2 separate regions of the Homo sapiens genome follow, and region 1 is linked to region 2. A link is a contact called in ENCODE Hi-C or POLR2A ChIA-PET data. All regions are on one chromosome and are shown on one strand. Each heading gives the region's core, a stretch centred on a gene start or an enhancer-like site at or near the end of the contact. The rest is flanking DNA. Distances are from core to core; before and after follow the strand shown.

Region 1 (3,786 bases), core at 1,110-3,609, 78 kb after region 2:
AATTCTTCGGAAATGTGAGGGTGTGGGAGGCTTCAGAGCCTCTGGAGGAAGTTCTAGGCAGAGGTCAGTTGTGCTCTGGCCCGACCGCGGGCCCCCTCCCACGGAAGGGCAGAGCTAGAGGGCCCTCTGGGGACAGCAGGCCCGGCGCGAGCGGTGGCCAACACCTCTCAAGCCTTTCGAGGTGTGCCGTCATCCACGCCCACCGTGGAGCCAACAGTGTCCTTCTCCCAACGCTGGAGAAACGGCTAGGGCATTAGCCTCAAAGGAGATTAAGGAATTGGATTTCGTAGAGATTGGATTTCGTGCGTGCTGTCTCCCATTCAGAGGCATTCCCAGAAAAACGACTCACAAAGACCACAACAGCAGCAGAGCAGGCGAGGTCTCAGTGCCCCCAGAGCTCAGCCAGGGCGAGGCAGGACGACTTCGGGGCAGGGCTCTCCTGACGTAGGGATTACAACAAAAGGGTTCATCCTGCATTTTTTGAAGGAGATGGCTAAGTAGGGTAAATCTGTGGTTAAGATCACAGACTTTGGAGTCGATTTTTTCCTCCTATTTTTGCGAGTCGGCCCCCTCTTCTCTGTCCCTGCTCCCAAGGCCCCCTCACCGCGCATACTGCCACAGCCGCTCGCAGCTCCCGTGGCCCACCTCCCTCTCCTCCAGGTTGCTGCCCCCGGGGTCTTTTTGAGCACATCAGATCATCTTGCTCAGAATACCCCGTGGCTACCGCCTCTAGGATAATGCCCAACGGCCTTGGTAGGATATTTGGTGCCACACACCCTCCAGTCTCCCCTCTAATCCCTAACCTACCTGCCTCCCCGCCCAGGGGCCCTGCTCTCTGCAGGCTCTACTGTGTCCTGGGCCCTCAGCTGAGAGACCAACCCGTCCTTCCAGGAAAATGCGAGCCTCACCAGGCAGGGTTATGCTCCCGCCCTCCTCCTTGTAATTATTACCTGACCCTCTGCCTCCTGCAACGCCAGGGCTGGAGGACAGGCTGGCCCCTATTCCTATGGGCACTGGCCAACATCCAACGCCTGGGACATAAACTGCACCCAATGGTATGTGAACTGTACTTTACAGTTTGCACGGTGTGTTCTGGTATTTGCTAAATCTTCACACATGCTCAGGTGGCAGTACGTTTTAATGATACAGGCGAGGGAACTGGGGCTCAGAAAGGTCTAGTGCCTTGCGCATGGGAGACTCAAGTGGTAGAACCGGTGGCCGGGCTCCGGGCTCTGAGCGGAAAGCCTGCAGGACTCGGAATCCTGAAGACCTGGGTTTAAACCCGCTCAGCTAGGGACTGGGTGAGGCATCGCAGGCAAGTGACTTCACCTCCCAGCGCCGGTGCCCTAGTCTTCACCGAAGACAGCAATTCCAATCTGGGACTGTGGTGAGGCTTAAATAAAACACTGCTCAGTAAGTGGCCAGCAGGCCTGGCTCGCAGCCGGAACTATAAATGTGAGTTCCCTTTCTGACCCCCAGGTTTGGCGAGGGCTCCTCCTGTTTGGGCAGCAGCTCCTCCTGAGCTCCCGAGGCCACGGGGGTGCCAACTGTGGAGCGCCCGCCGTGCCGTTTAGACGCGAGAGCTGCGTCGGGTACCAGCGATCCTTAAAGGAGCTCGGGGACCAGGGGCACAGCTTGGAGAGGACAGCGAGGGAGGTGACTGGCCTCGGGGAGGCGGGCGGTGGATGGAGAGGCATGAGAGGGGTGTTGTCAGCCGCGGCACACGCCTTCCCCAAGTGGCCGGCGCCGCCCCTTGCCACCACTTCACCTCCGCCTCTTCCCTTCCTCCCTAGCTCCTGGCAGCGTCTCTAGGGCCTCAAAAAGCAAGGAGGGTCCCCGGGCAGCGAGGCCCCATGGATCCAGCCTGCGCCTGCTCCCAAGGGCGCGCAGGTCCCGCCCCTGCCGGGCGCCCGCCCCCCGGGGAGCGCAAGCCCCCGCCCCTTCCCTCGCCCCTCCCCTGCACGGCGCCGGCTGGCTGGAGGCGGGGCATGCGCACGGGCCTGGGCGAGGGCGCTGGGCGGCGGGGAGGTGGGGCGCGCGCGTGCGGCTTCTCTCAGCCGGGAGCGGCGGGGGCGGGCACGGGCAGCAGCGGGCCGGCGGTGGGCGGGGAGCGGGACGCGGGAGCCGGGCGCGCGCCGCCAGCGCCGCCGCGGCACCGGTGACCGCGAGCCCGGAGCGCGAGGTCCGGGGATGCGAGCGGCCGGGAGCCGCCGCGCTGCTGAGCCGGGAGAACTCGATCCGCGGTGACCTCAGCGAGGGGCGAGCGCGGCGGCGGCGAGCCCCGCGGGAATCCTCGGGGCCGGGGTGCGGGGGGCGGGGACGGCGGGAGCGCGGGGCGCAGCCCGGGCGGGGCTGGGACAGTGATGAGAGAGCGCGCGGGGAGGCTGCACGCCGCCGCCGCCGCCGCCGCCGCCGTCGTCGTCCGGAGCATCTGCTGCCTGAGCTGCTGCCGGCGGACCCGGCCATGGAGACACTGAACGGCCCCGCGGGCGGAGGTGCCCCGGACGCGAAGCTGCAGCCGCCCGGCCAGCACCACCGCCACCACCACCTCCACCCGGTGGCCGAAAGGCGGCGGCTGCACCGTGCGCCCTCGCCCGCCAGACCCTTCCTCAAGGACCTGCACGCCCGGCCCGCCGCGCCCGGCCCGGCCGTCCCCTCCTCGGGCCGAGCCCCGGCTCCCGCCGCCCCGCGCTCGCCCAACCTCGCGGGCAAAGCGCCGCCCTCGCCGGGGTCCCTGGCCGCGCCCGGCCGCCTCTCTCGGCGCAGTGGCGGCGTCCCGGGCGCGAAGGACAAGCCCCCGCCGGGCGCCGGGGCCAGAGCGGCGGGCGGTGCCAAGGCTGCCCTGGGAAGCAGGAGGGCGGCGCGCGTGGCGCCCGCGGAGCCGCTGTCCCGGGCTGGGAAGCCTCCCGGAGCCGAGCCGCCGTCTGCCGCTGCCAAGGGCCGCAAAGCCAAGCGCGGCTCCCGGGCGCCACCCGCCCGCACCGTCGGCCCCCCGACCCCGGCCGCCCGGATCCCTGCCGTGACCCTCGCGGTGACCTCGGTGGCCGGGTCCCCGGCCCGCTGCTCGCGCATCAGCCACACGGACAGCAGCTCCGACCTCTCTGACTGCCCCTCCGAACCCCTGTCCGACGAGCAGCGCCTGCTCCCTGCCGCCAGCAGCGACGCCGAATCCGGCACGGGCTCCAGCGACCGTGAACCCCCACGAGGAGCGCCGACGCCGAGCCCCGCAGCCCGAGGAGCGCCGCCGGGCAGCCCCGAGCCCCCAGCGCTCCTCGCCGCGCCCCTCGCCGCGGGCGCCTGTCCCGGGGGCCGGAGCATCCCGAGCGGGGTTTCGGGGGGTTTCGCGGGGCCCGGCGTGGCGGAGGATGTCCGGGGGCGCTCGCCACCGGAGCGACCAGTCCCCGGGACCCCCAAGGAGCCCAGCCTGGGCGAGCAGTCTCGGCTCGTGCCAGCGGCGGAGGAAGAAGAGCTGCTGCGGGAGATGGAGGAGCTGCGCTCGGAGAACGACTATCTCAAGGTGAGCCGCGCCTCGGCCGCAGGTGTCCCGGGGCGCCCCCGGAGGGCCTGGCTGCGGCGGGGACCCGCCAACCCCTCCTTCCCGGGCCTGTCCAGCGCCTTCTCCCTCCTGCTCTCCACGGTCCTACCCCCGCATTGTCAGGCATTGGCAACTTAAGCCCAAACTTCTGGAAGGAGAAGCAAGACCTGTGGGACCCCGCCAGTTCGCAACCCACTTCTCTTTTCTCGCGTCTAGAACTCTTGCGTCTCTTCGCTGATACTTTTACTTTT
Region 2 (3,525 bases), core at 123-2,622:
TGCTTCATCTGTGGCATCATCGGTCACCTAATGCTTGAATGTTAGTGCCATGTCTTCATTCTTCATCCGTGTCCCTGTCTGGGCCGCAGCTGCAGCCAAGCCGCAGTGCCTGCCTTCTGGAGGTGTCTGAGGTAATATCTTCATTTGGTCACCCTTCACTGTATAACACACTTCTAAGATTTTTTGATTTGGGTTTTTGTTCGTTTTCTTTTCTGTTGTGCATTTGGTCTGCATATTTTCATTTTTGGCTTGATTATGAAACATTAGGTCTTGTCTAAATACTTGAATAAACAACAAATAGATATTTCTTCCTGTGCTAGTCCCGCAGACTTTTTGTGCATTGCTGCCCAGCTTTTAAACGCTGGAAATGGCAACAAAGTGTTTGGCACACAAGCTGCTGTTTCTAATTATAAGCTCTATAAGGTAAAGACCATCTTCACAAGGATTTGGGATATGCCTCTCTCTGTTCCTAGTACCTGTGTGAGGTACTTTCTGATGAGAATATTGCCCCACAAAAGTGATGTAAACATTATTAGAATGTGTGACGCCTGCCTTGGTGACAGCCATGCCTGATGACTGTGGCACATGTCTTAATTAATGCATTAATACTTCCATCTTCATCTTTGGCGGCAGTATTCTTTATAAAGTATGTCCAAATGATTTATAAAGTATGTCCAAATGTCCTGGTGCCTCCCTGGAGCTCTGCCCACTAAGTCTATGCTGGTGACATTGTACACTCCTGGAATCTGACTACAATGTCCTTGACTCTGAGATAAGAGGGCCCTACCTGATGGAATCCCCCTCGGGGAGAAAGTGAGATACTGTGGCTCCACGAAGAGCAGCGGGCACTCAGAAACCATTTTTCTCTTGTATATGAAAGCATTCTCCAAATGACCCCTCTCCCTCTCCTGATTCTCCCTTGACTCTTTACTACTTTTTCATTCTCTAAATCTGTGCAGCTGTACAGCATGGGCAAAGAGCGTAACTAAGGGAGGAAGAATGAAATGGATTGGACTTACGGAATGGTTGATTGCAAGTTTTCTACATGGAATATTCCAGTGACTCTTTTCCTGCAGGAAGGTTTTGAACAGTGACTCATATATCTACTACAGGCCAGCCATTTTGTTGATCACATAATACTCAAAATAAGATTTTTATCTTCTGAAATATTTTATTTAAAAGATGAAAACCTTTTCCTTCATTATTGCTATGCAGCAGGTAAAAAGGAAGTGTTAGAATCATGATTGTAATTTGTATTACTGTTTTAAAGTAATGCGTGGCTTCTTTAGGAGTGAGGCACAGCCCTTGTGCTGCTGCTGGTGTAACCTGCTTTGTTGTGGGCGTGTTGTCGTCGTTTCACTCTCATCCATTGAGGGCATAGAAGGCGCCTGTGTAGCTGGAAACGGTCCCTCAAGGAGGCGCAGTGGATTGTGCTATGCTAATAATAGATAGCTCTGCTCCGATTTTCTAGACTGGCATGAAAGCATTGCCATTCGGTTTTCATAGGAGGATCTTGTTGGAAGAAGTGCATTATTTACTATAGATTCCTAAAAGCTAAAAGTACCAAAAGCTGCAGGTGTCTGTTACATTTTTACGTCACGTTTTATGTCATTGCCACATATTTCAGTTTGTTGATTACCTGTGGTCAGAAAAAGGACCATTTTTCTCTTCTCTGTACTTTAAAGTATTTCTACATGAATGTTAGAACTTTATGTAAGTAGCTAAAATAAAACATGTTGACTAGGATGTAGTTTGATGAATTTATATCCAAATGGTGTCCTAGAAATTATTTACAGTGAACTTGGAGTTGTGTTGAAATGGACTTGAAGCCGTGAAATTTGCCTCTTACCTTTAGGCAAACACAGAATTGAAATGCTTCATATAAGGGCCCTTTGTTCTGCCTGTCGGACCAGTCCACTGTTGGGGGACTTTGTTTTAACCAGCGTTCTTAGGTCAGCATCATTCCTTTTGTTCTCTGCTTGGAAGAGGGGGAATATTTCATACCCTATATTGGCGTGTGCCCTGAAAATTAGTAATTAAATAATTTAAGTGGCTATATTAAATACAGCAAATAAGAGGCTTTGAATTCTCCAAGCGTTGTTGTATCACCAAACTGGGAAAACAGAATTGCAGGAATTTTTCAATTGCACAAAAACCAGATAGAAAAATCAGAATAAGGTGGCATGCTAACTGTAGTAAACGATGATTGAGCTGACGTTCATAACTTGCAAACCTCTAGAAATCCGCACCTTATCATTACAGTGAAAACTCAAGTTTATGGGGAAAAAGAGGGAAATATTAGGATTCTGCCTTTTCATAGAAAGGTGAAAGCATGATCAGTGCATTGATGTAATCTAATTTTCTGAAAAGGAGAGATTTGTGTGGGATTTTTATGGTGCTGGCACACGGTAGATATTTAAGAAATACTTGCTGAATGGAATCAACATTTCATTTATTATTCTTTGGCCGTACCTGATAGTAGATAATTTAGTATGTAAGGGAAATAAATCAAGCAAAGGCACTTTTGAGAGGAATAGAAAATAAAAGCTTTCTCAACCCAAATATTTTGGGAGTGTGGAATCGTCTCTCAAAGAAACATGCTTTTCTACCCCCAGCCTTCAGAGCCAGGCCCAAACAGTGGCATTTAAGGAATGGGCTTAAATGGGGAGTGCTGAACTAGTTCATGTTTCCTCATTGGGATTTTTGTCAACTAAATCAGTTTGCTCATTTGCGTTAGGACGATTGCCTCAGGTTTTGAATTTTGAGGTTTCTATCCTCTTTCTTTACATTGGACTTAAAGTCAGTAGAGGCAGCTGACTTCTTAATGGTGAGCTTCTTAATGTTTCTAAGATTCCTGAGTATGCTATTCATGCAAAAACATTTTAAGCTACATCAAAATTGCCTTTTACTATCCCTGTTCTTTGATTGTTTTTATTAAAACTCCTATTATCTGTAATTTCTCTGGTTTTGTGCCTCCAGTTTCTGGATTCTTAAGTCATTGAATGTGAATGGAAGTGCATGTGAGTTGACTTATACTGAAAACCAGATTAAAATTACCTAGAATAAAAGTTTATTAAAGTATGTAATTCCTAAAATGCTTATTGAAGACCTTAAATCTGATTGTTATTTAAATTTGTGGTTCAGCGATATTGTGTTAACCACTGATTTCAGAGTAGAAAAAATGCTTATTATTTTTAACTTTTTAAAGAAATGGGGAATGTTTTGTAACAGTACTCAAATAGCACAGAATATTTTTCAACATTAAAAACATTTGATTGAATCCTAATTTAGACAAGCCATAACTTGGGAGGATGGTAAACCATCCTCTGAAAGATTTAACTCTTTATTGGTTTGGAAGTAGTAAAGTATACCCCTAAATGCCTAGGATTAGAGAAATAATTTTATTCATTGACTCTTTATGGAAACCAAATGGTATCTAACTCTGTTCCTTCTCAGCCACCTTGAAGGTGACTATTAGTGTGGTCTTTAAGTTGCTTTTAGAAATCCTGAAGAATTCAGTCTTCG

The links. A loop is a pair of places that touch in the nucleus more often than their neighbours do. ChIA-PET counts read pairs that join two places held with the same protein, here RNA polymerase II (POLR2A). Pooled maps may share reads with other maps.
Region 1: a loop to region 2 is called in a map of gastrocnemius medialis, with 4 times the contacts of the local background. The contact joins the promoter of MTCL1 here to the enhancer-like site in region 2. A Hi-C loop is called at or near these places in 7 of 168 maps with a recorded cell type or tissue (CD8-positive, alpha-beta T cell, PC-9, Right ventricle myocardium inferior and 4 more) and 7 of 50 pooled maps. POLR2A ChIA-PET finds 5 or more read pairs at or near these places in 6 of 52 experiments (Caco-2, H1, MCF 10A and 3 more).

What each region holds. Positions count from the first base shown.
Region 1 is chr18:8,703,197-8,706,982 of GRCh38, forward strand. It overlaps MTCL1 (microtubule crosslinking factor 1), which reads left to right and starts at 2,360. Exons shown (of 15, transcript NM_001395333.1): 1 at 2,360-3,517. The coding sequence starts at 2,465. The region is part of intron 1 of GACAT2 (gastric cancer associated transcript 2); the gene reads right to left. RefSeq lists silencers at 1,705-2,144, 2,525-2,584.
Region 2 is chr18:8,625,864-8,629,388 of GRCh38, forward strand. The region is part of intron 2 of RAB12 (RAB12, member RAS oncogene family); the gene reads left to right. Among named protein-coding and RNA genes, the nearest start is that of RAB12-AS1, 8.7 kb to the right of the region's middle. Within about 2 kb of position 1,373, at least 4 of the 41 ENCODE cell types and tissues checked have a DNase peak (open chromatin) inside an H3K27ac peak, as active enhancers do; they include dorsolateral prefrontal cortex and gastrocnemius medialis, where a contact is called at or near this core.